Regions from separate parts of the Homo sapiens genome. Here all the other regions are linked to region 1. A link is a loop called in an ENCODE intact Hi-C map of the cell type or tissue named here. Cell type or tissue: mammary epithelial cell. All regions are shown on one strand. Region 1 overlaps UNC5CL (unc-5 family C-terminal like). Region 2 holds the start of LOC105375053 (a long non-coding RNA gene). Region 3 overlaps LRFN2 (leucine rich repeat and fibronectin type III domain containing 2). Region 4 overlaps LOC101929555 (a long non-coding RNA gene). Region 5 has its middle 190 kb from the start of UNC5CL. Region 6 overlaps LOC102723789 (a long non-coding RNA gene). Region 7 has its middle 27 kb from the start of LINC00951.

Region 1 (4,000 bases):
CGCAGACTGGCCTCCCACCTGGGGCTTTGCGGCATGAAGATCCGGTAGGAAGAGGGGTGAGGTCTGTGGATGGTAGAGGAGGGTGGGCTGGAATGGGGTTCCTCAGGACACTCTGGAGACTGGATCACAGGCAAGGGAGTGACTTAAAAGTCAGAGAATGGCTACTGTCCACCCTATTTCCCATAAAAGGGCAGCTCTATTAATCACTGTATCATCAGTACCTAGAATGATGCCTGGTGCATAGTAGGTGCTCAATTAACATTTAACAGTGAATCCATTAACATGGAAGTTATTTGGTACATGTTGAGTGCTTGCCATGCTATGCCCTGAGGAGGAGCAAGACAGATTATAGGATAATGTGTGTAAAGCATGTAGCTGGGTGCCTGACACTTGTTAATTCAATAAATGTTATCAATAATGGTGACAGTGCAGTCATGATCCCTGTCAAGGAACTCAGAAAGCAGGAGAATACTGAGCTAAGCTCCAGAAACTACACTATGAGTGCAGCGGTCAGGGAAGACTTTATCCTGGTGATGGGGCTAGAGCTGGACCCTGAAAACAGGGTGGATTTTTATTTATTATTATTATCATTATTTGAGACGGAGTCTTGCTCTGTCGCCCAGGCTGGAGTGCAATGGCGCAATCTTGGCTCACTGCAACCTCCATCTCCCGGGTTCAAGTAATTCTCCTGCCTCAGCCTCCCGAGTAGCTGGGATTACAGGCACACGCCACCATGTCCAGCTAATTTTTTATTTTTAGTACAGACGGGGTTTCACCAGGTTGGCCAGGCTGGTCTGCAAACTACAGGGTGGATTTTTAAATCATTCATTTAAACATTTATCAAGTACCTATTATGCCCTGGAAACTGTGCTAAGCACTATGATACAAGATGAATGAGGCATGGTCCCGGCGCCTAGGAGCGCACACACTAGTAAAGGGTTCAGAGAGCTTGAAAAATAAAGGCAAGTGTTCCTTGTGCCTTCCTGTAAGAATCCAGTATTGTATAACACATTGAAGAGAGACAGAAAACAGCTGAAGCAAGAATAATAATGAACTGCGGGCGTTATGACCAGAAGTCTGAACTGAGGGATGCAGAATGTTCTCTTCCACCTGGGAGGGGTGAACTAGAAAGGGCTTCAGGGAGGAAGTGATGGGGAAGAGATCAGCCATTTTGTTTTGGGGAGTAGCAGAGGTGGCTGTGGGTGTAGTGTGTGCAAGGCGAGAAAGAGAGAGGCCTGAGCTAAGGGGGTTCAGGATGGGAGAAAGGAGAGAAAGCATAAAGACAGGGCAAGGCCAGGTGCTGGATGAGCCAGAAAGGCTCATGGAGCGTGGGCTGGTTAGGAGGTGAGAGACTCTGGAAGGTTTTAGTGGACGGGAGAGTCGTGATAAAAAGCCATGGTTTACAGCAACTGTTTCCTTAGTAGTGAGCAGGATGTTGTGGCCTAGGAGAGAGGGAGGAAGGAGGGAGTTAGGAGGCTAGGGGGAGGCTAGGGGTGTATTTGGAGTGGGGGAGGTAGAGAAGGCAATTACAGAACATCAGAACTGTAGCAAACTTAGAGGTCCTCTTGTCTAAGCCCTCATCTTAATAAGAGGAAACTGAAGCCTAGAGAGGAGTAGGGGTCAGAGTTGGCCTCCAAGCCAGGACAATCTCAAGTTTCAAAGCCCTGGGGCTTCCCACCTCCTGTGCCCTGGAAGGCAGGCAAGAGCAGGACAAGGACAAAAGCTACAGGATGGGGAAGGGACGGACCTTGCGCTGCGCAGCCCAGGGAGCCTGCAGCAGGGGGGGAGCCCCTCCCTGCTCCTACACCCTTCTCTTCCTCCCCTACCTCGGGCCAGGTTCCTGTCCTGCCAGCGCAGCCCCGCAGCGGCCATCCTGGAGTTGTTTGAGGAGCAGAACGGCAGCCTGCAGGAGCTGCACTACCTCATGACCGTCATGGAGCGGCTAGACTGCGCCTCCGCCATCCAGAACTACCTGAGTGGGACACACGGCGGCAGCCCAGGCCCCGAGCGCGGGGGCGCCCGGGATAACCAGGGCCTGGAGCTGGACGAGAAGCTCTGAGCGCCCAGCGGGCAGGGCCGGAGGAGGTGTAGGGGCGAGAGGGGTTGTTCTCCTACGCCTAAGAGGAACACAGCAGCTGTTCCTGGCTGTGCCCACCACCCTTCCCAGAACCCTCGGACGGTGCCAGGGCCGCCCGCGTCCTCGCCAGCCTCCCAGCAGCAGGCGCGCCCTTCCGGCCGCGAGCTGTCCCGCGTGCGGGTCCCCTCCTGGCCGGCAGAGGGCGCAGGAGCCCAGGAGATGGCCTCAGCGTGGCCAGCCTGCCAAACTGACCAGGGGACGGCCACGGTCCCCGCGTGCACTTTAGGGCCGGTCAGGCCCTAAAGTATTCACTGAGCACTTAGGAAGACCGGGCATTGGGCTGGTGTCATGAAGAATACTGGAATATAGGAGGTAGGGTCTGGAGCCCTGACAAGCACACAGTTCTTTTGCAGGAGTCAAGATGTGCTCATAGGAGCCAAGGGCAAACTCGAAAACAGCCCTGCCCTGTGGTTAGGGGAGGTGGGTGTGGCTTTAGGAGTTGAGAGGGGAAGAGCTGAGTGCGGGCTGGAGCAGCGAGAATGCTTCACGGAGGATGTTGGGGAGAGAGGATTTGATTTGCCGAGTGGTTTGGAGATCTTTAGGGGCGGGTAGGGGAAGAGGGTGGCTGGACTTAAGGTAGGAGCCGAAAGTGGGCATGGGAGCCCATCCCCGTGGGTGTGAGGCCGGGGTAGGACCAGGCTTCCCGGCTAGGCACGCCTGGCTGGCTGCCTCTGCCTCTACTAACTTCCTTTGTCTCTTTATCCTCCTGCTTAGGCCGTGTCTTCCTCTCTCTCTGCCATTTTCTCTATCAGAAAACATTAAAGCTGAGTAGAAACTTCAAGATGATCATTCTGGCCCAGCCCTTTTATCTCTTTATCTCCAATGGTGTGCGTTTTAAGTTTCTCTGACTTGGTTTTTCTGTCCCTGTCTCCCACAGTTGTTCCCGCTCTGCACCTGTGTTTCAGTTACTCTCTCTCTCTGTCTTAGATCTTTTTGTTTCTGCCTAGTCTCTGTGCCCTGTCTTTGTGTGTTTCTTTCTCTGCCTGAAACCCTCCCTCTTTTCCCTTCAGGCATATGTCTCTAAACCAATGTTATGTATCAAAGACTGTTGAAAGAGACAGGGCTACTCTAGGAATGGATGGGTGGGGATATTTTCCCCATGGATCAAGATCCAGTTTAGGGTTGGGAAATAAAGGATAGGGATAAAAGAGGCACCCCATTCAGTCAGCAGATACTTATTCAGCACCTACTATGTGTTTGATACTGTATACAAAAGACATGAATGGGCTGGGTCCTGAACAGAGAATAAAGGGTTTGACTCCATTCTGGAAATTCTTTTGTTTGCAAACAGGTGTTGTTAATTTGTTCAAAGGCAGGCAAACAATCTCTCTGGCAACACAATTTTCTTCTGTATTTAATTAAAAAATATTAAAGCTTTTTTTCTATGATGAATGATAAAATATGAAAATTGCCTTCCTTTGTTACTAACTATATTTTGCTCAGATTGGCAAATTTGGATGTGAGTATGAATGATTTTATTTGGTAAAATTGTACCTATGGGGATGGGTTGGAGGGAAGCATTTTGTAGATTGTGCTTCCAGTATGAAAATTACCTGGGTCCCGCATGGTAAGTCAGGGAGGTTCCCTTCCTTTTCTGTTAGATGCAAGCCTTCAGAAGCAGGCCTTTCCATCCCTTCCCTGTTCCCCTATCCCCACCAGTCCTCTCCTACCCTTCTCATCTGTCCTCCTTACCCCATCGGGTGCTGCCAGTCACGCCAGATTAGTGCCCCGGACTTTTCCCCCTTCACTTAGCTCAGGATTGAACTGTGCAGTAGCCCGGCACTGTTTAGCCAAAGACATCATTGTGTTCCTTCCTACCCTGGAAAAAATCATTTTAAGAGTTTCACATCTACTGGAGTTGCA
Region 2 (4,000 bases), 200 kb after region 1:
ACATCTTTTTGGAGATACAATCCAGCCTGTAACAGGAGGTTTAACAATTCCTATCAAGAATCTTGAAGAGGCTGGGCACAGTGGCTCACACCTGTAATCCCAGCACTTTGGGAGGCCAAGGTGGGTGGATCACCCGAGGTCGGGAGTTCGAGACCAGCCTGGCCAACATGGTGAAACCCCATCTCTACTAAAAATACAAAAATAAGCTGGGTGTCATGGTGCCTGCCTGTAATCCCAGCTACTCAGGTGGCTGAGGCAGGAGAATCGCTTGAAGCTGGGAGGTGGAGATAGCAGTGAGCTGAGATCCTGCCACTGCACTCTGGCCTAGGTGTGACAGAGTGAGACTGTCTCAAAAAAAAAAAAAACAAAAAAACAAAAAAACAAAAAAATAGAATCTTGAAGAAACTCCCTTTTCAGTGAAAGAAAAATGTGTAACACTCAGATTGTGGGTACCTTCAGAAATCTTCAAGAAATGTTATGCAAACATAAGATAAAGAGAAATTTGAAATGTCAGAAAAAGTTCCATGAGTTTGTGCTGTCCAGCAACATTGCAATAAATGATATCTTCAAGGTTTTCCTGGGAGAACCTACCACAAGACAAATTTTCTCATTTCCAGAAGAGATATCTGAGTGATATGTGTAGTCTAATTGAATGGAATACAGATGACCAAAGCTCAGTTAAGATAAAGTGACACTGTGTAGTCACATGTGCCATTTGAAATACTTAATACTATTACTGACCCCAAAGAAAATATAAATGCAAGCCAAGTCACATCTCTGCAGAATCACAAGCATACCGGCCAAGATCTCTTTTCTTTTAGAACATTTCCCCAGGAAACATAAAGTAGTTCATATAAATATGCTGACATCTTTCAACAGCTGGAAGGACTCATTCTGGGTGTTAACACAGCAGGGAACTGGAAGAATCAGAACTGGAAGAAGAAGAAGTGATTGGCATGCTGACACGCTGCTGTAAGAATTGCAGTGGGGAACAATTACATTGCTCAAAGAACACTTCACAATTGGAGGGAAGAGAATTATGTCAGTGCTGAAGGATTTCACAGCTGTACTCCAAAACAAACCTGGAAATGTACATTATAGGTACTGGAAGCAAAAGAGTCTATTATTTTGTCTTCTTTTAGGTAAGTGGTAAAGTGCTGGGAGGTGGCAGAAATGATAATTCTAAAGGGGCAATTCAGCCTCCTTGTCAGACTTGGGTCTTGCTGGTTGTCATTTCCATATGTGTCACTACTTCTTTGGAAAAGCAGGGCTAGGCTTCGTATAGAATATAAGCATGAACCCAGTCTGAAAATTTCTTTTTCATTCTACCCAGAAATGATTCTCTTACTATATTGATTTAGGGCTCAGAAAGTTCCTAACATCAATTTGTAGAGATACTTTTGGTATATAACTGAAGGAACAGTTAAAAAAAATCTGATTTAGAAACACTGGATGGGCAAAACAAATTTAAGACTTTGATTTAAGAAAGCCCCTAGGGTTATTCCAAATTTAAGTAAGGGTGATACACAGAACACAGTAACCTAGTTTACTGCTTTACCTTCCTCCCTGCATGTAGACGGGATTATAAGGTGCATGTGCATCTTGTTTGGGTTATTAAGCCTTTGCTCCTTACCTCCTGACCTCTTCCTATATATCCTGCTGTGTCACACTGCGTTGGGACCTTACCAGGTCCAGCCCTCCTTTGCCAGATCCTTCTCAAATTCTGTCACTAGGGGGCACTAGAGGGAGACTGGAAGGAGGCTCATGCCGTCAGGACGGGCTTATTCTTTTTTTTTTTTTTTTTTTTTTTTTTTTGTACTTTAAGTTCTAGGGCACATGTGCACAACGTGCAGGTTTGATACATAGGTATACATGGGCCATGTTGGTTTGCTGCACCCATCAGCTCATCATTTACGTTAGGTATTTCTCCTAATGCTATCTCTCCCCCAGCTCCTCACCCCACAACAGGCTCCGGTATGTGATGTTCCCCTCCCTGTGTCCAAGTGTTCTCATTGTTCAATTCCCACCTATGAGTGAGAATATGCGGTGTTTGGCTTTCTGTCCTTGTAATAGTTTGCTGAGAATGATGGTTTCCAGCTTCATCCATGTCCCTGCAAAGGACATGAACTCATCCTTTTTTGTGGCTGCATAGTATTCCACGGTGTGTATGTGCCACATTTTCTTTATCCAGTCTATCATTGATGGACGTTTGGGTTGGTTCCAAGTCTTTGCTATTGTGAATAGTGCCGCAATAAACATACGTGTGCATGTGTCTTTATAGTAGCATGATTTATAGTCCTTTGGGTATATACCCAGTAATGGGATTGCTGGGTCAAAAGGTAATTCTAGTTCTAGATCCTTGAGGAATTGCCACACTGTCTTCCACAATGGTTGAGCTAGTTTACACTCCCACCAACAGTGTAAAAGCATTCCTGTTTCTCCACATCCTCTCCAACATCTGTTGTTTCCTGACTTTTTAGTGATTGCCATTCTAACTGGCATGGGATGATACTTCATCGTGGTTTTGATTTGCATTTCTCTGATGACCAGTGATAATGAGCATTTTTTCATGTGTCTGTTGGCTGCATAGATGTCTTCTTTTGAGAAGTGTCTGTTCATATCCTTTGCCCACTTTTTGATGGGGTTGTTTGTTTCTTTCTTGTAACTTTGTTTAAGTTCTTTGTAGATTCTGGATATTAGCCCTTTGTCAGAGGGTAGATTGCAAAAATTTTTCCCATTCTGTAGGTTGAGGAGGGGCTTATTCTTTTCTGTTTTGAGTTTGGTTCCTATAATAAACAGTTGCTTCTCACCCAAGCAACTGTTTGCCCCAAGTGGTGGCAGTTGGTTCCAGTTCTTTTCATACTTCCAGAACTAGACTCACTATGCTCTCTTAGAGCCACCTGCCCAGCCAGTCAGTGCCTGTTACTTTGATGCCTGAGCCTGGCATGCAGGGACCCTCGTCCAAGTCACCCAGACACCATCAACAGCCTCAATGGCATCTGACCCTCTTCAGAGCTGCTGAGACATCAGCACCTTTCCCTGAGCTTCTAAAAACCCCATCCTTGCCCCCTTTATTCTCCTGGCCTGGAGGGTGTCGCTGCAGTGGTCGCCTTTGCCTTTTCAGCTCTCCAGTATCTGTTATCTAATTCCTTTTGTGAAATTTCTTCTGTTAACAAACTGATGCTGAGTCTCTTTTCCTGACCTCATCCTGACTGAAAGGCACCTATATCTTCATACATGCTCTCTGCTTACTGTTTATGTAGCCATGGTGTTCGATGTGTCTGTAGGTCATTTTCTGCCACGTAGAGCAATAAGAATTAGATGGATGCATATGTTTTTGCACAGAGCTTAAATACATCATCATGCAATCTGCTTTGCCTAATCCTCGATCCCTCCCCTTAAATAATGCTCTGGCGTGTTTAAATGCTGCCTGACCTGAGGAATCTTTATGGTGGGTACTCAGTCATTAGCTGAGTCATTATATTATTACATTTCCTGCATGGAGAGTGCAGCAGCAACTTCAGATAACAGCTTTGAAGAATGCTTAGACCATCTTCACTTACTTCTGTCTCTGTCCTAAAACTCAGTGAATTATTGTCTTGGGATAGTTGAAGCTAAATATTTGAGACACAAAAGATTCACTATTAGGTACTAGAGAAAAGCTGCCATAATAAAAGAAAAGGACCACTTTATTAAATACCAACTAGGGCAGATCATTCCTGGGATTAGCATAGTATCATAGGAGATTTGCTCTTCACGCTAGTATCAGACTACTCTGTGATTTAATCCACATAGTTGCAATGTAGGGAGCTGTCAGCCAAGAGTATCTTGGGAACCTTTTATAATGGCTATAAGATGCAGATTTAGGAGTAGTACTCCTTCACATGCATGAATATGAAATATCCAGTGGTCTATTTGAGCAGAAAGTTTTTACTCATAGAAAGAACTTGTGCCATCTCTGAGAGCTTTAATGAAAACAAACCTTATAAACTTGGACAAT
Region 3 (4,000 bases), 480 kb after region 1:
ATTAAGATTTGAGAACCACTGTTCTAGAACAGTGGTTTTCAAGCTTGGGAATGCATCAGAATCACCTGGAGGACTTAGTAAAACAAGGATTCCTGGGCTCACTTCAGAGTTTCTAATTCAGCAGGTTTTGGAGTGGGACCTGCGAATTTGCAGAATGGAGCTGCAGATTGAAGACCACACTTTGAGAACCACGGTGTTAGAGAATGAAACAAAAAGACATAGCCCCTGGTGTGGGAATAAGTGTGCCTCTCACCTTGTATAACTTGTATAACACACGAGGATTTTGTATAAATGGATTTTTGTATCTGTGTGACTTGGGTAGGTCTTTTTTTTTCTTTGGGCTTCAGTTTCCTCAACAGTGAAATGGGTGAATTGGACTTGATAGGCTTGAATCTTCCTTCCTTCTACCGCTGATCTTTCTTAACATTTGATTCTATCATGTTGGTATGTCAGAGCAGATCAGAGTAATTATATTTATAAAAATTTCTGCTGTTCTTATTAAGAATGTTCAGTGAATTCTTCAATCACTGTGCGTTGCTAGGTTCACTGCTAGTGTATGATCTTAGCATCATGTCCTGTGTAGTTCTATCCCGGAATCAATCCTCAACAGCCACTTTCTACTCAGATGCTTGATGGTGTTCACCTTTGTGTATTCATTTGACACATAGTTATCAATCACTATCTACTCCCTGCCATCAGGTTAGCTGCTATGATTAAATCCAAATGAATTAATTAAACTCAAGAGATAAATGTTACAACAGATAATAGAAAAACCAACTCAACTAGTTGAAACGATCAAGGGTATTTATTTGGTTCATGTATTTGAAAAGTCCAGTGGTGATGTGGGCTTCAGGAGAAGCTTGAGCAGGCCTTGGGCTCCATTTCTCATTGGCTCTATATTCTGTCTTCTGTGTACTGGCTTTGTCCTCCTCGAGCTGACGTCCTCCCTGGCCTCATGTCTATATACCCTGCTTTCTTGAAGAATGTGAGTTCCTGAAGGACAGAGACCCTACCTCAGTTGCTCATTGAAGTATCTGCCATTGCCCAGAATAGTGCCCGGAATGCAGTGGACCTTCTGTAAATCCCTGCCCCTAAGCGCTTTGTCCCTAAGAGTCACCCCCAGTGGACTGACTTGGATCACATGTTCCTCTGGACTAGTCTCTGTGGCCAGGGTCATGGACTGTCACTGATTAGCCTAGTGTCATGAACCTCATCCATCCTTGCGTTGGTTTACCCAGACTCACAGGAGGCCCTACACCGACATCTGGAGATTTTATGACGCATCTCTTGAAGGCAACGACTCCCATCCACTGCAGTCCACCTCTTTGGCTGCCAACACATACTCTTGTACTACATATGCACATTTAAAAATACTCCATCTACATATGATATACTCACCCCATGCCCGCGGGGAGACGCTGTGGAGTTTTACTTAGTTTCTGCCTACAACTCCCTGTCCAGCATCTCTCAACACTGTGAGTCCTCTTCATCCTCTCCAGATAGAACTCTTTATGGCCTAGGCACTGACTTGTTAAATGGTAAGCTGTTTACACCTCAACACACCCAATATACACCAGTGGAGAAAGAATATGAAAATTGCAAAAAAAAGCAAACAAAACTATACCACTCCCATTTGGAAAATAGTAAAATTGGAAAGCCACATTGTGGCCACTGGTCTGTGGTCCCCGGTACCTTCTTCTGGCAGTGCATGCTTTCTTTGGTTAGCTAGTCTGGGGTGGAAAGTTCTTTCTTGTCCATTGTCTTCTCTGGACTCCTCTGAGATGAATATTAGAGAAGGCCTCTCTTCTGTGCTACTTTGACGGATGCCCCCTACTGGATGAGGATGGGAACTTGAAGTATGTCTTAAGGTTTGAGCAATCAAAGGCCATTGCCAGCCAGGCTTGACAATGTGACTCTCTCTAAAGACGTTAGATTACCAGTCCGTACACTTCCCAGTCAATATCATGTGCCAATAACTGCAGCAAGAGATACTGCTGAGTCAGTCTTAAGTCTGAGCATTGTCTCCTAGCAACAGAGCTGCTTGCTCTGCTCATACCCTAGCCCTTCATTTCATAGCTTCGGCCTCCATATTGGGCTGTACCTCCTAGGGGGTCCTCTTTGCCTTAGGATAGGGCATTACCACTGCCGTTTGCTTACTGGCTGTGCCGCAGCTGCACCCTCACAACAGAAGTAATTGTCCTCACTGCCAGAAAGAGAGTAAGAGAGTTTATTTATTTTTATTTTTATTTTTTATTTTGAGACGGAGTCTTTCTCTCTTGCCCAGGCTGGAGTGCAATGGCACAATCTCAGCTCACTGCAACCTCCGCCTCCTGGGTTCAAGCGAATCTCCTGCTTCAGCCTCCCAGGTAGCTACAGGCAAGCACCACCATGCCTGGCTAATTTTTGTATTTTTAGTAGAGATGGGTTTTTTTGCCATGTTGGCCAGGCTGGTTTTGAACTCCTTACCTCAGGTGATCCGCCTGCCTCGGCCTCCCAAAGTGCTGGGATTACAGGTGTGAGCCACCACTCCTGGCAGAGGGATTATTTCAACAGTTGTTTGTGCATGGTCTGGGGATTCACACTTCCTGGTGAGCCCAATCTTATGTTTCACTGTGGTTCCCACCACCTATCTTTGCTCACATACAATAGCATCACTTTTCCATCCCTACCAGACTCCAGATTATCATAATCTCAGGAAATTTGGATTATAGGCCACAGCAATAACCTCACAATAGCAAAGCCATTTTTTTTCTCTCTTTTCTCTCAATGGGCCACTTTGAACCAAAGGTTGTCTTTTTGTTGTAGGACCTTACTTTTTGTTGAAAGCCATATGAAGTAATCAATTTATTCCAATATCCTAAAATTTCTTGTCTTCCATAGCTTTATCAGGTACATAGCCTGAGACCAAAGGAAAATGAAGCAGCAGTTTAACCACCCTCCTTGTCACTGCATGACAAGTTTTGCCAATTCACCAGATTAGGGGCATGAGAGCTTGCTACTAGCCCAGTTGACATCTTGGCGCAAATTAGAAAAAACCTCCTCTCTTTCTCAAGTCACTTGACTGTCATTTTGCTAGAAAACTGTATTGCAAACATACAAATCTGTTGTGACTACCAATGTCATTGATGGCTCTGAGCTGTTCAAGGCACAGTGTGCCTGGAGGTCCTGAATGGCAACATCTTTGTTGCTTGTTGTCCCACCCCATTGGCTTGGTAATGTCTACCCTGCTGACATCATAGGGTCAATTATTTCCGCATCCCAATTCTGTTACCAAATTCTCAATTCACCGGTTGAAACTGATTACAAGTAGGCAAAAACCCAGTTTGATCTAACTTTTAAAAATGAATTTTATTGGCTTGTGTAACCAAGTGGTGTGGACCTCAAGTATGGGTTTGTCAGAATTCAGCTTCATTTCCCTGTGCTCTGTGAACTGGTTTTGTCCTTAGGCTGGCCTTCCTCCTCATGGTAGCAAGATGGCTATAGCAGCTCTAGCAGATGTAGGCTGCATGTTCATAGGGCAGAGCATCTAAAGGGAGAGAGAATACATTCTCCCAACAGTCTTGGAAGGAATTCTGAGCTTCACTCTGATAGGACCTGTTTAGGCTATATATTCCTCTCAATCACTGTGGCCTCCAGAATTAAAATGCATTGGTTGGAGCCTCAACCTTCCAGGACCACATAGCTCCCCAAGTCAAAATTAGAGCTTTTGGGATAATAGCTGTACATACTCCTGATGTAACTGCAATGCTAAAGTGCTGATGGCTTTCATTTATTGAGTCCTGCAATGTGCATTGGAGCCTCAAAATAACTTGTAAGGTAGGTACTATTTTTCTTTTTTCATTTTTTTTTTGAGATGGAGTCTCGTTGTGTCACCCAAGCTGGAGTGCAATGGCACGATCTCTGCTCACTGCAACCTCCGCCTCCCAGGTTCAAGTGATTCTTCTGCCTCTGCCTCCCAAGTAACTGGAATTACAGGTGCCCACCACCATGTCCAGCTAAT
Region 4 (4,000 bases), 130 kb after region 1:
GATCCCTATAGAACACCAGCATTAACAGGGCAGCTTGAGGAGGAGATCAAAGGGAACATTAGGGAGGTGGGAAGGAACACACGAGAATGTCCCAGGACCCAAGGGAGGTCATGGAGTGCACTTCATGTGTTAGTCTCTTCAAATGGACTGAGGATCCTAGCAGACGTATTACATATTTCTCTTCTTCCCAGCAGAGTCCCACTGTCAGCTATTTGGTATATTAAATTATATTGAGAATCTATATTAACTTATAGTAAGAATCAAGATCCACAGTAGAGAGGATGGGGAAGCAGTTTATCTTCCTGACCATCCCCTGTGGGTGGGGTTGATGCCACAGGTTCTGGGCCACACAGAGCTGAGATTGAGAACTGGCTGTCTGTGTGATGTTGGGCAGCTTACTCAGTGACTCTGGGCCTCAGCTACCCAATCCATCAAACAGAGATACTAACACCTACCCTAAGGATGTTCAGACAATTACATGAGATACTGCATGCGAACATTCAGCATATATGAATCCTGTCCAGTAGCAAGTGCTTGCTAACTGGTAATCACTATCGCCCTGAGGTCCTTTTCTAGCACCCAGCTCAAGATTGGAGCTCTAGCATCATGTTTTGAAGGAAGAAGGGAAAATAATTTTGCTAGTGAAAAAAAACCTGGAGGAGCATGGGCTTGCCAAGAGTTAAGGGAGCAAGCATAGACCAGGGTGTGAAAGATAAGCAGAGAGCTATCTTGGGAAGAGCTCCGTTAGGACTCTCAACAAAGGCAACATCACAGAAACAAAAGCAAAAGGATTCTCAATGAAGAACAGACTGGCCACAGGAAGCTGGTTATAGAGAGATCCAAAATGGAGGCGGAAACTAGTATGAAGAACTCCAAGTCTGGGTCCTACAACTATTCTGTATCTTTGCTGTTTCTTAGCAATTCAAATGTTTCTAGCATGAAGAAATGACAAATATTTTGTCATTTTGTCTTTGTGGAGTCTGCTCTGCCTCCTTGACCATTCTGTCATGTTTATGTAATTAGCATGGTAGAAAGAACATGCATATTGGAGTCAGAGAACTCTGGGTTTGAGTCCCTGCTTTATCACTTACCCACCTGTGTGATCCTGTCAAAGTTATTTAACTCCCTGTGCCTCAGTTTCCTCATCTGTAAAATGGGCTAACTCACTTCAGCCAGTTACTATGTGGTGTAAATGAGATTAGTGTGCATAAACTGGCTGGCACAATGCTGACGCATAGTAGGCACTCAGTAATTATTTTTGCCTCGTTTTTCCTTGTGCCGTAAGTAAGGAAGTTTCTATTGCCCTTGAGAAGAAGGTCTTAAAAGCATATTTTGTCCTGTCCGGAAAACCCGTTCTGAGGATGGAAAATTTTGCTGATGAGTGAACTTGGAAGGATCATGTTTCCAGGGTCAGGGCAGAAAGGAAGAGGCCCAAGCCCTGGGGAAGGAATGGCATCAGGGCACAGCTTTGTGGTGGTGACCCACAACCGCGGGCCCAGCAGGCCCTGTGGAACTCCCACATTGACTTCCCTATCTATGAAACAGTGCCAGTAACTCAGTCTCAATGCTTCCTTCCCCTTCCCTGTCCCCTGAGGATCCCGGGACTGTGAACTCCAGTTGTGGCGGCTCCGTAGCACCTCCTCTGCTGCCTCCCAGAGGTCACTTCCAGGATGGCCGTCCCAGAGGAGCCCTCCTTCCAAGATACAAATGGCCTTGGCCCCGCTTCACCTGACCCAAAGGCCGATTAAGAGGTCTGTGGGGGTCCGGAGGGATATCTCTCAAAGGGCCCCTCCCACCGCCCAATATATCGTAACTCACAATTGTACAGCACTTGGAAGTTGTCAAAAACGCTTTTGCATTCCCCATAATGTAGGCAGGGAAGCTATTTTACAGAAAAGGGAAATGGAGCCTCAGAGAAGAGACCTGCTTCTGACAGCATGGCTAATAAATGTTGGAACCAGGACTTGAACCCAGGAACTCCCAGCCCAGGGACATTCTGTTTTATAAATACGGAGGGCACAACGTTCCATCCCTTTGACTTGTAATTAGTGGGTGTTGTATGTATGGTTATGAGCTTTACCCATATTTTTTGGTGCTAGGAGGGAATCTGTCTTCCTTCCCCACTACTCTTCCTCTCCCACACCACTGTTTCCTTGAGTCTTTAAAAGGTGTCCTGAAGTACAGAACTCCACCCCCCATCTCCTGGAGGGCCTCACTGACCCACCTGTGGTTGCCTCTAACACCCAGGCTTGAGGAGTGAAGCCATTTCCCAACCTGCTAATGGCACTGCTGGGAGCTCAAGAAAGCTATGCTTTCAGGTGACGCATTGTCATGCCGGTCTACACGAACATCTCTGTCCCCTGTAACAGCATCTGCCATAGCAGCAGCCCAGCTCAAATGGCAGGCAAAAAAACTTGTCTGGTGCATTCCATTAGAGAGCAGGAAGTTACCAGCATTGATTGAAATTCTCAGGTAGAGTGAGTACCAGGTGGCATTTGAAGAGGATAATTTAATTCAATAGTTTATATTCCACTTAAGTTCCTCCTCTATCTGACTGCTAGTAAACAGCTGTAAACCGCCTCAGCTGTCTTAGAGGTGAAGAGGAAACACAGTCTAGAAAGTAAAATGGTGATAGCAGGACAGAATCTCAAGAGACCAAAAACCCCTGGGAAAATAGGCATAGGTGGCCTGGTGTGTGAAGGGTGGGTGTAGGTGCAGGAGGCCCCATTCCCTCCTGGGCCCCCACTGTGCAATCATGAGCTCACAATCAATGATCACTGACGGTTCCTCCTGCTCTGAACTCCACACTGTTACTGGGGAGCTCAGTGGAGTGGGGAAGGAAGCTGAGAATGTGGATTCAGAAAACCAGAGCTCAAACCTGGTCTTGGCTCTTACTTCTTGCAGGACCTTTGGGGCAATCCACACTGTCTGTCTCCCTCCAGGGTGCAATGAGAGGCAAAAGAAAGAACGTATATGACAGCGTCTTATGCCCGAGAGGGCCAGTTGGATGTTAGTAGTTACTGTTGCATCGTTATTGGAACAGAGAAGCCCCCAAAGGCCTGCTTCCCATCGTTCTCCTTGCCCAAGGGCTGGGAATCCTGCAGGAGGGCCAGATCTGTGCTCAATCCAGGCAGGCAGTCACCCTATGATTTGAAAACTGTCCAAACTATGCCCGGCCCAGCAAAGCTTGCCTCCGCATAATGGACCTGTTGAAGCATGGTAGTCTGTTGCCTTAAAAGGGTAATGGTGACATTTTCTCAGCCCCTGACACCTAAGCCTCCTTCCCTTCCCTGATTGGTTGGTTGGCTCTCACCTTAGGAAGCAGAGAGGAGACCCCTGAAACGGGTGGGACTAGGATGGGTGAAATGTAATCATCTTGACCATCCTCAATTCACTTTCTCCTGTGTTCCTGGCACTGTTCTGGGGTGGGGTCACAAAGCAGCACTCATGTCATCTCTCCATTTATTCCTCCATTGGTTCGGCAGGCACTGTGAGAGCATTGCCTATGGCAGGCGCTGAGGACACAGAGATGAAGGGCGTGGCGGGAGCTCAGGAGCCTGGCATCTGGCTGGTGGGCCCGGCACACACACAAAGGATCTAAGTCCTCCAGTTGGGCTTCCTAGTTCCTCTATAACCAGAAGCGAGGCTGCCTGTGGGCACCTCAGGAATTCTGCCACCATCCAGTTCCTGCTCACTGCTTAAAAAGTCTAAATAATTGGAAAAAAGTGATATGATCTGTTTAATACAACCATCTAGTTAAATGCCACAGAGTTCACCTACTCTTCATTGTCACAGGTAAACTGCGATGTCTTCTTCTGTAACGGTAGCCCTGTGCTGACACAGTCTCGGGTTGCTTTCTGTAAGCGTCATTTGAGTTAAATATGTGAAGAAGTGGGAAGGAGGGGCAGACAGCCTCACTGCAGGGCTGGACCCCCATCCTGAGGATGGCCTGGCAGCCTTGATGATGGTGGCTAGTTGCATGTGTGTGAGCCTCAGCCAC
Region 5 (4,000 bases), 180 kb after region 1:
TAATGGTGCTGGTCTCTTTAAGATTTGCACACTGGGAGGGAGTACGAGTGGGAAGGATGGAGGATGATAAGAGAAGGAGGAGAGTAAGAAAGTTTTCTTTTTTATTATACTTTAAGTCCTGGGGTACATGTGCAGAATGTGCAGGTTTGTTACATAGGTATACACTTGCCGTGGTGTTTTGCTGCACCCATAAACTCATCATCTACATTAGGTATTTCTCCTAACGCTCTCCCTCCCCTAGCCCTCCACCCCCCGACAGGCCCCAGTGTGTGATGTTCCCTTCCCTGTGTCCAAGTGATCTCATTGTTCAATTCCCACCTATGAGTGAGAATATGCGGGGTTTGGTTTTCTGTCCTCGTGATAGTTTGCTGAGAATAATGATTTCCAGCTTCATCTATGTCCCTGCAAAGGACATGAACTCATCATTTTTTATGGCTGCATAGTATTCCATGGCATATATGTGCCACATTTTCTTTATCCAGTCTATCACTGATGGGCATCTTGGTAGGTTCCAAGTCTTTGCTATTGTAAATAGTGCTGCAATAAACATACATGCACATGTGTCTTTATAGTAGAATGATTTATAATACCATTATATACCATTTAAATACCATTTGACCCAGCAATCCTATAACTGGGTATATACCCAAAGGAAGTTATTATATAAGTGGAGCCTCTGTGATGCCAAGCACTGGAGGGCAACTTTCAGAGGTGACTTTATTCAGTGGCTTAATGAATGGTATTTTCTTCCATTTCTTCCATTTTCTCTTATTATGTAATAGCTAGAAGCCTACCAATGAATTGAGAGAGGTAGCAATAACTCTAAAAGCCACTTTTGGCTCTCTTTAGATGGTACAAAAATGATGTCAAGGCATTTACAAAAATGTTTTTTTTGGCCTAATCTCAATTTTAATGGGATTAGGACATAATAACAAACTAGTTCTGAGAAAGCACCTTCACCTGAAGCTAAAATATTGCAATTCTAGAATGTAGCTTTTGGAAGAATGAATATTTAGATGTCATTTTCATCCTCCAAGGTACATGCAATCGGTGTAAGTACTGCCTAGAATGCCTCTCCTCTGCCTCCCCAATTATGTCCACTGAATTTTGCGGAACTCTGGAGAGAACATTTGGAGTTGGAGGGCTCTGGCAAAGGTCTGAAGTGCAAGCAATGGATACTGAAAAAGGGATGCATCTGTTAGGCATGTAGGCGGCTAGCATGGCATCTTGGTATGATAGTTAGGACCCTGGTTAACTTGCAGGCTTTCCTAAGTCTGCCTGGAGTTGGATTCTGACAAAGGATGCATTAGTAGTAAGAGTAGCTAACACTGACTAGGCACTTACTATGAGTGTCAGACATATCTGTATGTTATGTGACTACATCCTTAACCCAAGATGAGTGAGTTAATTAACTTACCTAGACCACGCAGCCACTAATTAGCCAAATCCAACCCAGCAATGATGTCTTATAGATACCCAAGATCAAGCTGTTGACCAGTTTCCCCAGGACTCAGTGAGAACAGAGAGGTGCTCATCTGGGAAGGCTGGAGAGAGAAAGAGGAGGTGCACCAAGTGGCCATAACACCCAAATATATGAACCAGGTGAGGCGATGAGAAAGTTATCTACTCACTGGGCGATACTGGCATGCTTACTACAGGAAGGAGGCTGTTGGGAAGGCAGAGCCATTTGGAAGCTGACTATTCAAGAGACCTCAGAGACCATGCTGAGGCATTTAGACAGAAACCAGTGAGGAGAAAAGTTGAGAGCTGAGCTGGGAGTGGAAATGGCTGACCACAAGGAGGCGCAGAAGACACAAAATTTGTAACTTACAGGTCTCCTGGACCTCAGCCTCCCTTCTCCCACAGGCACCCTCTAGTAGGACGGTCTCCTCTCTCCCTCCTCTCCCACCACATCCATGTCCAAAGCCTCCTGCCAGAAACTACCTTATCTTCTTAATATGCAGTCTAAGCTTGACTCTTTCCCCTAAAAACTTCCTAGACTTTCACATCATCTTTCTTTGATCTACTTAATACCTAGTGTGTCTGTTCACTGCAAGACAGTCCCTGCTGGGACCAGACCAGGGCCCTCCCTACTCCCTATACATTAAGACGTCTCTCCATGGAGAAAGATCAGAGCCCTCTCTGTTGCTGTGCACACCCAAGATATCTGCCTTTAACTCAGCAAGACAAAGGCCCACACCAACTCCTCCATAAATCCACCACAGTTACCACCTTGAAAGTTCTGCCACCACAGGGACTCACACTGAAGTTGAATTTTGTAGGTCAGTGATTTCTGATTTTATTTTTATAACCATCAATTTCCACATGAAAAAATGTAGCAGTTTTCTTTTTCCTTTCATTATCTGCTTTTTTCTCTCAGGTGCTTATTGCCTTGGCTTCTGTTATAATGAACCCTTCCTTCCCCCACCTGCTTTCCCAAATCCTCCCTCCGTTGTCAAAATCTCCTACTTTTTAAGCTTTCATGGAAACTTTGCCCCTGATATACCACAGCCCTCCAAGCCCAGGCTGGGCTGTGCTCTCCCAGAGATGCTGAGAGAACTGCAGCAATTACTCATCCAAACTCCACTGGGATTCCCACAGACTCTCATCCTCCTTCCTTCAGTACCCTAGGCCAATCCTTCCACTGTACCCTTCCTCACTTCTTCCTCTGCAATCTTGCTCCATTAACCCAGCTTCCTTGATAGCTTTAACATCCCCTTTCCATATTCCCACCCTCAGCCTACAGACATTGCTCATTTTTCTCAAAAACCACCTTTGAGCCTCCTCTTGAAGTTACCAACATTTTTATTCTCAAACTTGGTGCTCGCTGCTTAGCTTCCACTTGTCTTTATTCTACTGTATCTCAGTACAATCTAGCTTTCAGTCCCTAATAACTCCATAAAACCATCCTTGCTACGGTCATCAATAATATCCTAATGGTAAAATCCAATCAATTCTCATAGTCCCCAGTGCTCACTCTGCTTTATTTTATCTATTGGCCACTCTTCTTTTTTGCAAACTCTGGCTTTGTTGGCACCATATAATCATGGTATTATATACTTTGTTATTTCTCTGTGATCTCTTCTTTTATGATCTTAGGCCTTAGGGACTCAAGGAATTTTTAAACATCTGTTATGTAGCAGTGCATTGTGCAGTCATAAACGGTGCTGGTGCTAGCTCCTCCTGCTGTTCTCCATTTCCTGTGAGGCTTGTAGGCATACTCTTTTCCTGTCTTCCCTACCAGCCTGGTAGTATGGGCCTTCACTTGTGAAATGAAGGAAAGTTAAAGGGAGATGAGAAAGGACAAGAGAGAGATAGATGTAAATAACTCTTTTTGTCAGCCTTCAATTGTCTCTCAAGGTGGGGAGAAATATATACGTTGGTAAAATACTCAAAATATTGTCAGTTCTTCAGATGCTATGAACCTTTGAGTAACAAAGTCTACCAAATGACTTAGGACAGCATGAAAATATTCCCTGAAAATAATTTTGAGAAGGGGTAGTGGTAACAGAAGATCTGAGGCCAGCCCGTTTTTCCCCAAGCCTGCTCCATGACCCCCTTCCAGTCCTCCTTTTCCAGCCAGAGGATCTCCTGAGCCAAGGTTCCATTCTCTGGATTCCCCAATCATTTCACATGATCTTGTATTTCACATGGCCCATCTCATAATGCCTCTGTCTCTTCTGCCTCCTTTGAGTTTCCATACACAAAAAGTCTATCAGAAACAACTCTCACCACTGACAATGATTTTTAGTGACTGCCTGGGAAAGAACACTCCCATTTGGTGTAATTTTTTTAAAAAAGAAATTAGTGGATGGGAAGTGTTAGTAATTTCAAAAAGTTTCCTTCTTCTAGTAGATTTGAGCAATTTGTCCAATCACTGTGTATTAAGGAATTTAATGTGTGAACAAGCATTTCCTGGAAATATTTCAACCAATGGTATCATCTCTGTAGCTTAAGTGATAAAGGACAAAGAGGAAATATATGGGATAAGCTTTTCTGT
Region 6 (4,000 bases), 1.0 Mb after region 1:
AGGGTAGGTAGCAATCTGTGCCAAAACCTCAAACCCCAGCCTTGTGTTTAATTCAGAGCTCTGTATTGAAGGTTACATGTCACTGACTGCTGTGGTTTGAATATATCCCTCAAAGTTCATGTGTTGGAAACTTAATCACCAATGCAACAGTGTTGGGAGGTGGGGTATAAACAGAGGTGACTAGGTCCTCAGGGCTTTTCCCTCATGAATAAACTAATTCCATTATCAGAGTGAGTTTCTGATAAAATGATGAGTTCTGCCCTCTTCTCTTCCTCTCTTTCCATGTGATGCCTTCTGGCATGGTATGTAACAAGGAGACCCTCATCAAATGCAAACCCTCAATCTTGGACTTCCCAGCCTCTAGAACTATAAGAAATGAGTTTCTTTTCCTAGTTACCTAATCCATAGTATTCTTTTATGGCAATACAAAATGGACTAAGACACTGATCTGTCAAGTAATAAAGAGACACTTTGAGTTCTGACTTCATTTTTTATAAATGTCTCTTTGGGGAGCAGAAGACTAGACATCCACTATTCTTTACCCAGTGAAAAGAAAAACTTTTTCTTTTGGTAAGAGCACTTTCCTTTTGAAAAACTCTATTCTGACTTTAATCATGCAGTTTGAGTGAGATTGTCAATCACACTCTATAGGGTGGGCAAGTGGCCCAAGATAAGCCAATCAGAGCAACAGTAATGATTGGCCCTGCTTTGAGCATATGCTCATCTTTTGCCAGTGTCAGTCCTTGTTAAACTGAATTCTGGTTGTAAAGAGCCTTTACCTTTCCTGTAGTGAAGTTGGTAAGAGATGAGCATAAAGCAGCCAGGACCCCATCTCCCACCAGAGAGAGTCAGTCTTTCACAAGAAAGAAAGAATTTGACATTCAAAGCAATAGAAAAATCGGTGAGAATGTTCCAGAAAATATAACTGTCACTCATCCAGTCTTTCCCAGCTGTACCCATGCCCTCCCTGAGGCCAAAAACATTTCCTTTTTGTCTAGGGTAGACTTAATTGGATTTCTGTCACAAGCAACAGAGTCCTGACTGATTTAGTAGAGAAGATGTGTGGTGGTTCTGGGTCCCTGGCCATCATACAACCTCTGACCTAAATCCTTCACAGTACAGATTAGGTAAAGGAATGCCACAAAGTCAACGGTGATCAAATCTCCATAAATAGGTCAGGTGATGCTTCCCAAAGAAGCAATACCTATTAAAGGCATAGGTTTTCAGAACCCAAAAAGCATCATGGGAGAATTTAAGGAGCTTCAAGTAACAGACTAGTAAAAGTAAGGAAATTCTGCAGCAGGAAAATGTCTCACAAGCCATGTTACGGCATTTCAACTTTATCTCACAGGCGATGGGGAGCCACAGGGTTTACCGTCTAAGACCCTTAACCTCTCTATTCCATCAAAACAACTAATAGGTCTTAGACTGGCACTTCTTGTTTTCAGTGGTAGAAGTAGAGATTAGAAGTTAAAAATAACTGGAAGCAGAATCTGAGCTCATTGCCTTGTCCTTAGAAGTCTGAGGCAAGGGAGGATGGGACAGTGCTATTCCTTGGTGATCTTGAACCAAGTTACTGCCTCCCTGACCACCAACCCTACCCCTTACTCCCCACCCCCATCTTCTTATCTGTGACAGTGGCATTTCCCATTCAGCCCTTAAAAAAAAAAAAAAAAAAAAAAAAAAATTGGTTCATTGAGAAACCTTTGCTGACTCATGTACTAACCAACACTTCCACCTAGTGGGAACCTTTGGAAATCATCTCACAGGATCAACACCCCTCTTCCCCGCCACCCACTGCACAGCTTCTATAAAAGACAGAAATGTCCCATTCTCTGCTTGGTCTCTCAGTGACTGTCTCTTTGACCCCAGTCTTCCACTGCCATGCACATGAACATAGTTCCCTACATGGGAATAAGGCTTTGTAACCTGCAAGCAGTGCTCACATATCAGCCTCTGTGGCCTTCATCTAAAACAGTACATCCGTGCTTCCTGGCTCTGTTCGTCATCTTGGTATAAACATAGGATGGCAATAGTGTCCAAACATGGCATTCCTCTGGATCTTTCACTGTCTATTTTGAGTGGCCTTCAGCCCCCTCATATTCCTCCCTAGTGATTTTAGAAATTGTCAGTGCCAGTTGACAACTCCAGTCATCTGGGTGACTGTAATGTATGCCATGTTTATTTTTTTATCAACTATATGTTCACTCACTGGAATGATGTGTTCTTTTGGCATTCATCTCTAAATATTACAGCTCCTTGCTTAATGAGATACCAAAGCCCATGTAAGATACTGGGGACATTGTTATCTATGCTGAAAAGGCCACCATCACCAGATGTCCTCTAGTGTCTGAGCTACTAGTGTCATTGTCAAGGGTATTGGCTATTACCATTACCAGGACATCATCCCCACCCCCTGCCCCTACCGTCTCCCCTCACTATCAGCAGTTGTCATCAACTGGCTCTCTTACATATTCAATGTTCTATGAAGACAAAAGTTTTCTGCTCTACAGTCCAAAGGCTGATGAAATATTTCTATTGGAGAAAATCATCCCTACTTCTAATTCTACTTATTTCTATACCCCAACTTCTATCCACTTTTTTCAAACCTAGGGTCAGAAGAACAATATTTCTATTGCAACTTTGGATGAAGTTCCACCAAAGTGAGTTGTGCTTCTTCTCTTTTCCAGTGCTTAATTCTGAGACATGGCCAGGTTTGAGGCTGGGTAGGAGAAAAACAACTAGAGAGCCAAGTCTCACTGCTTTGTTCCTCACTTTGAGAAAAGGGCAGATGATTCAGGATCCTCTGATCTGGACTCCAGGCATCATTCTTGATGGATTTCTAGACCCAGGAATTGCCTTGGACATCATCCACTTGCTGTATGCTATGTTCAGCCTGGAACAGAACTGAGGGAGGAGGATGGGAGGGGAAGGAAGAGTGGGCAGAAGGGAGAAAGAGATAGAAACAAAAAGAATACAGTGAAAACTCCATGAAAAAGTAGAAAGTGTCCATATTTTTCAGGTCACTTGGTGGACATGACTTCCTGTCTTTCGTGTAATATGGAATCAAAATTATTGAAATAGACTGATTTGGTCTCCTTTTAATTGTCAGGAGTGAAAGAGTAAAGGGATGTGTTTGTTTTGCTTTGGGTCTATTTTTGGTCATGAATTTTGCAAGATTGCCAAAGATTATGTTTATTCTCTTGTTGGCTGAAGATTTCACCCTGTTTTTCTGAGAGGCTGGGCTTGTCTTTTCCACCCATCTCCTGGGAAAGAACGTAAAAAAAGAGGGAGTTGAATGGCTTCTGCAGAGGCAAGACTTGAGCTGGCCTGAGAGGAGGCAATGGCTCGGGTCCACAGAGAAGAAGGCCTGGATTTCAGTTCTCTACTTGCATCATGGTGCCTGTGTTAAACATTGCTAAGTTGCAGACTTCATGCACCCAGCACAGGCCCTAGCACAGAGTAGGCATGCAATAAGAGCTTGCTGAGTAGAACTGAACAGAGAATGTCAAGGTTATGGGGAGATACCTAGAGGGTTAATCTGGATCTTCTATGCAAAACTCTAGGAACAATGAAGGAGGAAGCTATTTAGTAGTTGAAAAGAAATAGCAGAAACTGGAAAGTGCAAATTCAAAAATAAGTCCTGCAGAGACATTTAGAATAAGTCTAAAATCTTAGTATCAGAAATTGAGAATTTGAGGAAATCTAGTTGAACCTGCTATTATAACCAATAAAGTGGCCGCATCTTGATCCTGCCACCAGTTTTTGGGCAACATCAGGCAAGGTTTTCTATCTCCCTCAGGTGGCCTGATTTGCATTGCCCAGGATCCTGTAAGAGGAAGGGAGGTGTCCCCTGTGGCAATGAATGGAGGGGAAGCATTGACTGTGACAGGAACAGGGCATAAGAATAACATGTTCTCATTGCAGCATTTGGGAAATACAAGGAACCAGAATAAAACTGTGTCCCCAGAGTCTGGTGGAAATAGGGTTTCTTCATTTA
Region 7 (4,000 bases), 700 kb after region 1:
TGCCACCTTGGAGATACCTGTCAAAACTGCTCCATGCCAGATGGGTGCATCTACTTGCAGGGCAGTGTGCTGTGGTGGTTAAGATCCTGGAGGACCTGAGTTTAAGCCCCAGATCACCCTCTGGTTAGCATGTGACCTCAGGCAAATTAAGCAAATTTTCTGCACCTCAGTTTCTTCATCTGTAAAAGCAGGATAATCATAATACCTCAACTCATAGCATCCTTGTAAGGATTAAATGAGTTCATATAAGTAAGACACTTGCAATGTTGCTTGGCACATAGAAACTTACATGTAACTGCTAGCTCTTATTAAGTTTCTAATACCAAATTCATCAACTAAACTTCTGGAAAGAAGCCATGGGCTGGCTTTATAGGAACCAGAATACTGCCTAACCCCAGCTACTCATACTTTACTATGCATAGGACTCCCCCAGGGATCTTGTTAAAATGCTGATTCTGATTCAGTGGGTCTGGCCTGTGGGCTGAGATTTTGCATTTCTAACCAGCTCCCCAGGGATGCCAGGGCTGCTACTCCTGAGACCACACATTGAGGATCAAGAGGTGAAGGGATGCTACTGGCTGAATTTCGTGGCACTTGCCTTCACCAGCCCGGATATTTGGCTATTTCAGGAGGCTGGTGGGTCAGCGGCCCTGTGCTGCTTCATTCCGCCCCCACCTCCCACCCCCAGGGAGCTGCTACCCAGAGCTTCCTTCCTGGGGAAAAGGAATGATCTGCATACAAGAGGGATGAGCCTGGATTTACCACCCAACAGGCTCTGACAATCTGTCTTGCTAGGATATTCCTGATCTATTAGAAATGACACAGAAATCCATTCCTAAAAATTCCTAGCAGCTGAGGACAGTGAGAAGGCTGCTGGGAGAAAAAGCAGTGAGTGGGTGGGTGTAGCTCCCCACTGGCTGCCCCAGATCTTGACAGGCTGGGCTGGTAAGTCTGTCCCTCCTGAGCTGTGTGGTTGGGGAAGCTTACCTTCCCTGAGGAAGCCTGGCTTCCTCAGCAATAAGTGGGAATCACAAGAAGCCCCACTTTATAGATCAGTATGCATGCATGTGAACAGTTCAAGACTGACTGTTAAGTTGAAGAAAGCAAATTGCAGCAAAGCATAATTTCATTTTTTAAAAATGTACAATCATATTTGCAAACCCATGGGAAAGTCTAGAAAAATACATATCAAACTGTTAAGAGTAGTTACCTTGGGGAGAGAGAGGTGGGATTATAAGATACTTTTACTTTCAATATTGTGAATATTGTGAATTTCTATATTGTTTGATTTTTAAAATAATGAGTATTTATTACTTTTGTAATTGGAAAGCCTCCATTAAAAAAAAATCTGCTTCAAATGGCTAGTGTCAGCCTTCTGGACCACATGGGGAGAGAGGGATTTCCATACGGTCCCTTCTAAGCAGCACAGGCCACAGGGGCTGGGGGCAGAAGCCCTGGCTGAGGGGCTTAGCTCTGCCACGCAGTCCTGCGCAGGTTCCTCCATCTTCCTGAGCCCCTGGTTTCTCATCAGCAAAATGGGAATAATAACAACCTGAATCAGGAGGTCACCATCCAGGGAACACCATGAGGACTGAGTGATAGCACCTTCGCCCAAGCCCGGACACTCCGCTCCTCCCCAGAGAAAAGGAGGAGGGCAGGGCTGCAGGAGGGCCTGGGAACTCTGCTAGGCTTCTTAGGGTAGCACTGAAAGCTCCCACAGTTGGGCATTCCTCAGACCAGGAAAGGAGAGGAACAGAACCTGGTGCCTGGAATATGACAAAGTCAACTTACCCTATGTTCCACTCTAAATCTTTCATGCCTCCCAACCTCTGCTCATGCTGATCCCACTCCCGGGCTTGCTGTTCCTGCCTCCTGATTTGCCCTTGTCTCCCTCACCTGCTGCTTCCTACTCACCTTTCAGGAATCCTCTAGGAATCTTCCCTGAGCCCCTGGTGAAGTTGGGGGCAGGGAGCCCCTCTTGGCTGTTACATCAGCAGGCTGCATTTCTCTACCCTCCTGGGCTCACCTACTGCACAGTAATTACCTGTCTCCTCTTTGAGACTAAGAAGTGGGCAGGTAGGGGTCTTATTCACCTTTGAATCCCCAGCAGCTGGCAGAGTGCCAGGCACTTATTTTTACCTACCTTTTCCCTTGTAAACCTTTTGACATAAACCTCTTAGATTATCCTGGGATTTCCTAGTTGGCTCCTTTCTGCCAAGTGCGATCTGGCAGGACTATAAGGAAGGCAGAGGTAGGAGTGGGCTGGAGAGCTGGGGTGGCAGTGAGGGCATGGTGCCCTCTTGCGGCCAGGTGCAGGGGTGGCTGCAGCATCCTTACGGAAGAAAGGGAGGAGAGGACAGGTGGGCCGGTGAGCTAGATAAGATAGAGGAGGGTCTCTAGGAACAAGTAGAGGAGTGGGGAGATCACTGCATTGGCAGTTTCCCCAGCACAGCTAGGAGTGGTCCTTCTTCCATAGATCCCAGTGAGGGGCTGTGGCTTAGCTTAAAAGCATGAGAAAAGTTGGAGGAAGCCCAGAGACTGCTCCCTTGTGGAGAGGAGGACGCCACTTGGAGGTGCGTCAGGGAAATGCTTAGGCAGGAGGATGGACGCAGAGGTCCTAGAGGTGTGTGACCTGGGAGAGGGACATTGGTGCAAGGCTCCTGCTCACACATTGATGGAAGCCTGAGAATCGAGAGGCCCTCCAGCGAGGGAAACCAGACCGGCTTTCTCCGGCAGGGAACGCATACTTGGAAGCCTCTTGATCCTCCTCTCTGCTCCAGCCCTTACCGTGAGTAGGTCTTCAGCACACTGGATACCATTTTGTGCTTTGAGATGTTGGTGAGGGACCTGGAGGGGGCTCAGGCATCCTCTGGGGTATACACATCTGTTTCCAGGTGACATCTCTAGGACATCACACCCCGTTCACAGTACCTCCTCTATCTGCCCCCAGAACCCCACTCTTCCTGTGGTTTCAGAGATTAACTGGCGGAAGGGGCAGGTGAGAATGTAGGAAGTGGGGAAATCTAGGGAAGGTGGGTGGATGAAGCCAGCCAGCTAGGAAAGTGCTGACCCCAAAGGAGCCCCCCATGAGAGGCCCCCCTCAGCAGCCCTGCCTCCCACACCAGCCCTCTACCCTTAGCTCTCTCTAAAACAACAGAAAATCTTGCCTGGCTCCTCTCACCACCCAGCCCAAGAGAGGGAAAGCTTTCTTTTCTCTTTTCCTTCCTGCCCCTTCCCCATTTCTGGCCCCATCACCCCTTTCCAGGCCTCTATCCTTCTGTGTTCATCCTGACCTCTTCCCTGGCCTCGTGGCTCTCACTTTGAGAGTCAAACATGAGCTGGTTGGAGGAACACTGGGTCAGACATCCAGGGACCTGGGTATGCTGCTGATTTCACCACTGATGTTCTAATTTCTGAAAGCTCCCCAGAGCTCAGTGTCTTCACTTGCAAAGGGTTGGGAGGTTGGATTGGATAATCTGCCACAATCCTTTTAGTTCTGACATCCTGGGATGCATTAGGCTCCGTCAATCCTTGGCGACCCCTTTCCTAAAGCTGATCCCAGGGTCATAGTTAGAATGCATCAACTGCCTTAACTGATGTGAGACATTTCCTAGGGATATAGCCATATGGGAGATAACCTAGAGGAAATGTGAAAAGTATCCAATTCCTGAAACATCACTGTTTCCTCATGCCATGTGAGGAATCCCCACCCACAGAAGTCATCTGCTCCAGCCCCTGCATCAGGCCCAGAAACCAGAGCAGACAGACCCTGCTCACACTCTTTCCTTGCTTGTCATATGACCCAGGGACAGTATCAGATAGTTCCTGCCTTTACAGCCCTCTAGGACTTCACATTTCCAGTCATCCTCATGCCTGGCCCCTTGTGGGACAAGGGAGGGGTCTACCAGGGCCTCCTGAGCAGGGGGGCAGCCAAGGGAAGTACTTAGTTCACCAGAAGCCTTCATCAAGTTTCACTTCCTGGAGTCTAACTTAAACCTTT

Evidence for each region. Hi-C counts contacts between places; a loop is a spot of excess contacts. Peaks named below come from ENCODE experiments on the same cell type or tissue, not always from the same donor. Only the 100,000 strongest peaks of a DNase experiment are listed, where the experiment ranks them.
Region 2: a loop joins it to region 1, with 2.9 times the contacts of the local background. A loop is called at or near these places in 3 of 110 quality-filtered maps.
Region 3: a loop joins it to region 1, with 4 times the contacts of the local background. A loop is called at or near these places in 8 of 110 quality-filtered maps.
Region 4: a loop joins it to region 1, with 17 times the contacts of the local background. A loop is called at or near these places in 69 of 110 quality-filtered maps.
Region 5: a loop joins it to region 1, with 4 times the contacts of the local background. A loop is called at or near these places in 4 of 110 quality-filtered maps.
Region 6: a loop joins it to region 1, with 6 times the contacts of the local background. A loop is called at or near these places in 33 of 110 quality-filtered maps.
Region 7: it touches region 1 in a loop (14-fold over the local background); 15 of 110 quality-filtered maps call a loop at or near these places.

The regions. Positions count from the first base shown.
Region 1 is chr6:41,026,432-41,030,431 of GRCh38, reverse strand. It overlaps UNC5CL (unc-5 family C-terminal like), which reads left to right. Exons shown (of 9, transcript NM_173561.3): 8 at 1-44; 9 at 1,837-3,537. The coding sequence ends at 2,059. Among named protein-coding and RNA genes, the nearest start is that of UNC5CL, 11 kb to the left of the region's middle. RefSeq lists a silencer at 2,134-2,243 and enhancers at 2,384-2,583, 2,654-2,723. In mammary epithelial cell, a CTCF peak has its summit at 2,267 (motif pointing right); DNase peaks (open chromatin) are centred at 2,291 and 2,531; H3K4me3 peaks cover 1,364 bases; H3K27ac peaks cover 317 bases.
Region 2 is chr6:40,822,225-40,826,224 of GRCh38, reverse strand. LOC105375053 (a long non-coding RNA gene) reads left to right here and starts at 882. Exons shown (of 3, transcript XR_926790.3): 1 at 882-1,142. In mammary epithelial cell, a CTCF peak has its summit at 1,722 (motif pointing right); no DNase peak of the experiment used is centred here.
Region 3 is chr6:40,548,291-40,552,290 of GRCh38, reverse strand. The region is part of intron 1 of LRFN2 (leucine rich repeat and fibronectin type III domain containing 2); the gene reads left to right. Among named protein-coding and RNA genes, the nearest start is that of LRFN2, 37 kb to the left of the region's middle. In mammary epithelial cell, a CTCF peak has its summit at 1,827 (motif pointing left); no DNase peak of the experiment used is centred here.
Region 4 is chr6:40,892,735-40,896,734 of GRCh38, reverse strand. All of the region lies in intron 2 of LOC101929555 (a long non-coding RNA gene), which reads left to right. Among named protein-coding and RNA genes, the nearest start is that of UNC5CL, 140 kb to the left of the region's middle. In mammary epithelial cell, a CTCF peak has its summit at 1,652; no DNase peak of the experiment used is centred here.
Region 5 is chr6:40,843,604-40,847,603 of GRCh38, reverse strand. No RefSeq gene overlaps it. Among named protein-coding and RNA genes, the nearest start is that of UNC5CL, 190 kb to the left of the region's middle. In mammary epithelial cell, a CTCF peak has its summit at 1,787 (motif pointing right); no DNase peak of the experiment used is centred here.
Region 6 is chr6:39,978,999-39,982,998 of GRCh38, reverse strand. LOC102723789 (a long non-coding RNA gene) reads right to left here. Exons shown (of 6, transcript XR_001744112.1): 6 at 2,658-2,907. Among named protein-coding and RNA genes, the nearest start is that of MOCS1, 47 kb to the right of the region's middle. In mammary epithelial cell, a CTCF peak has its summit at 1,745 (motif pointing left); no DNase peak of the experiment used is centred here.
Region 7 is chr6:40,327,146-40,331,145 of GRCh38, reverse strand. No RefSeq gene overlaps it. Among named protein-coding and RNA genes, the nearest start is that of LINC00951, 27 kb to the left of the region's middle. RefSeq lists enhancers at 182-820, 821-1,459. In mammary epithelial cell, a CTCF peak has its summit at 2,299 (motif pointing left); a DNase peak (open chromatin) is centred at 2,305.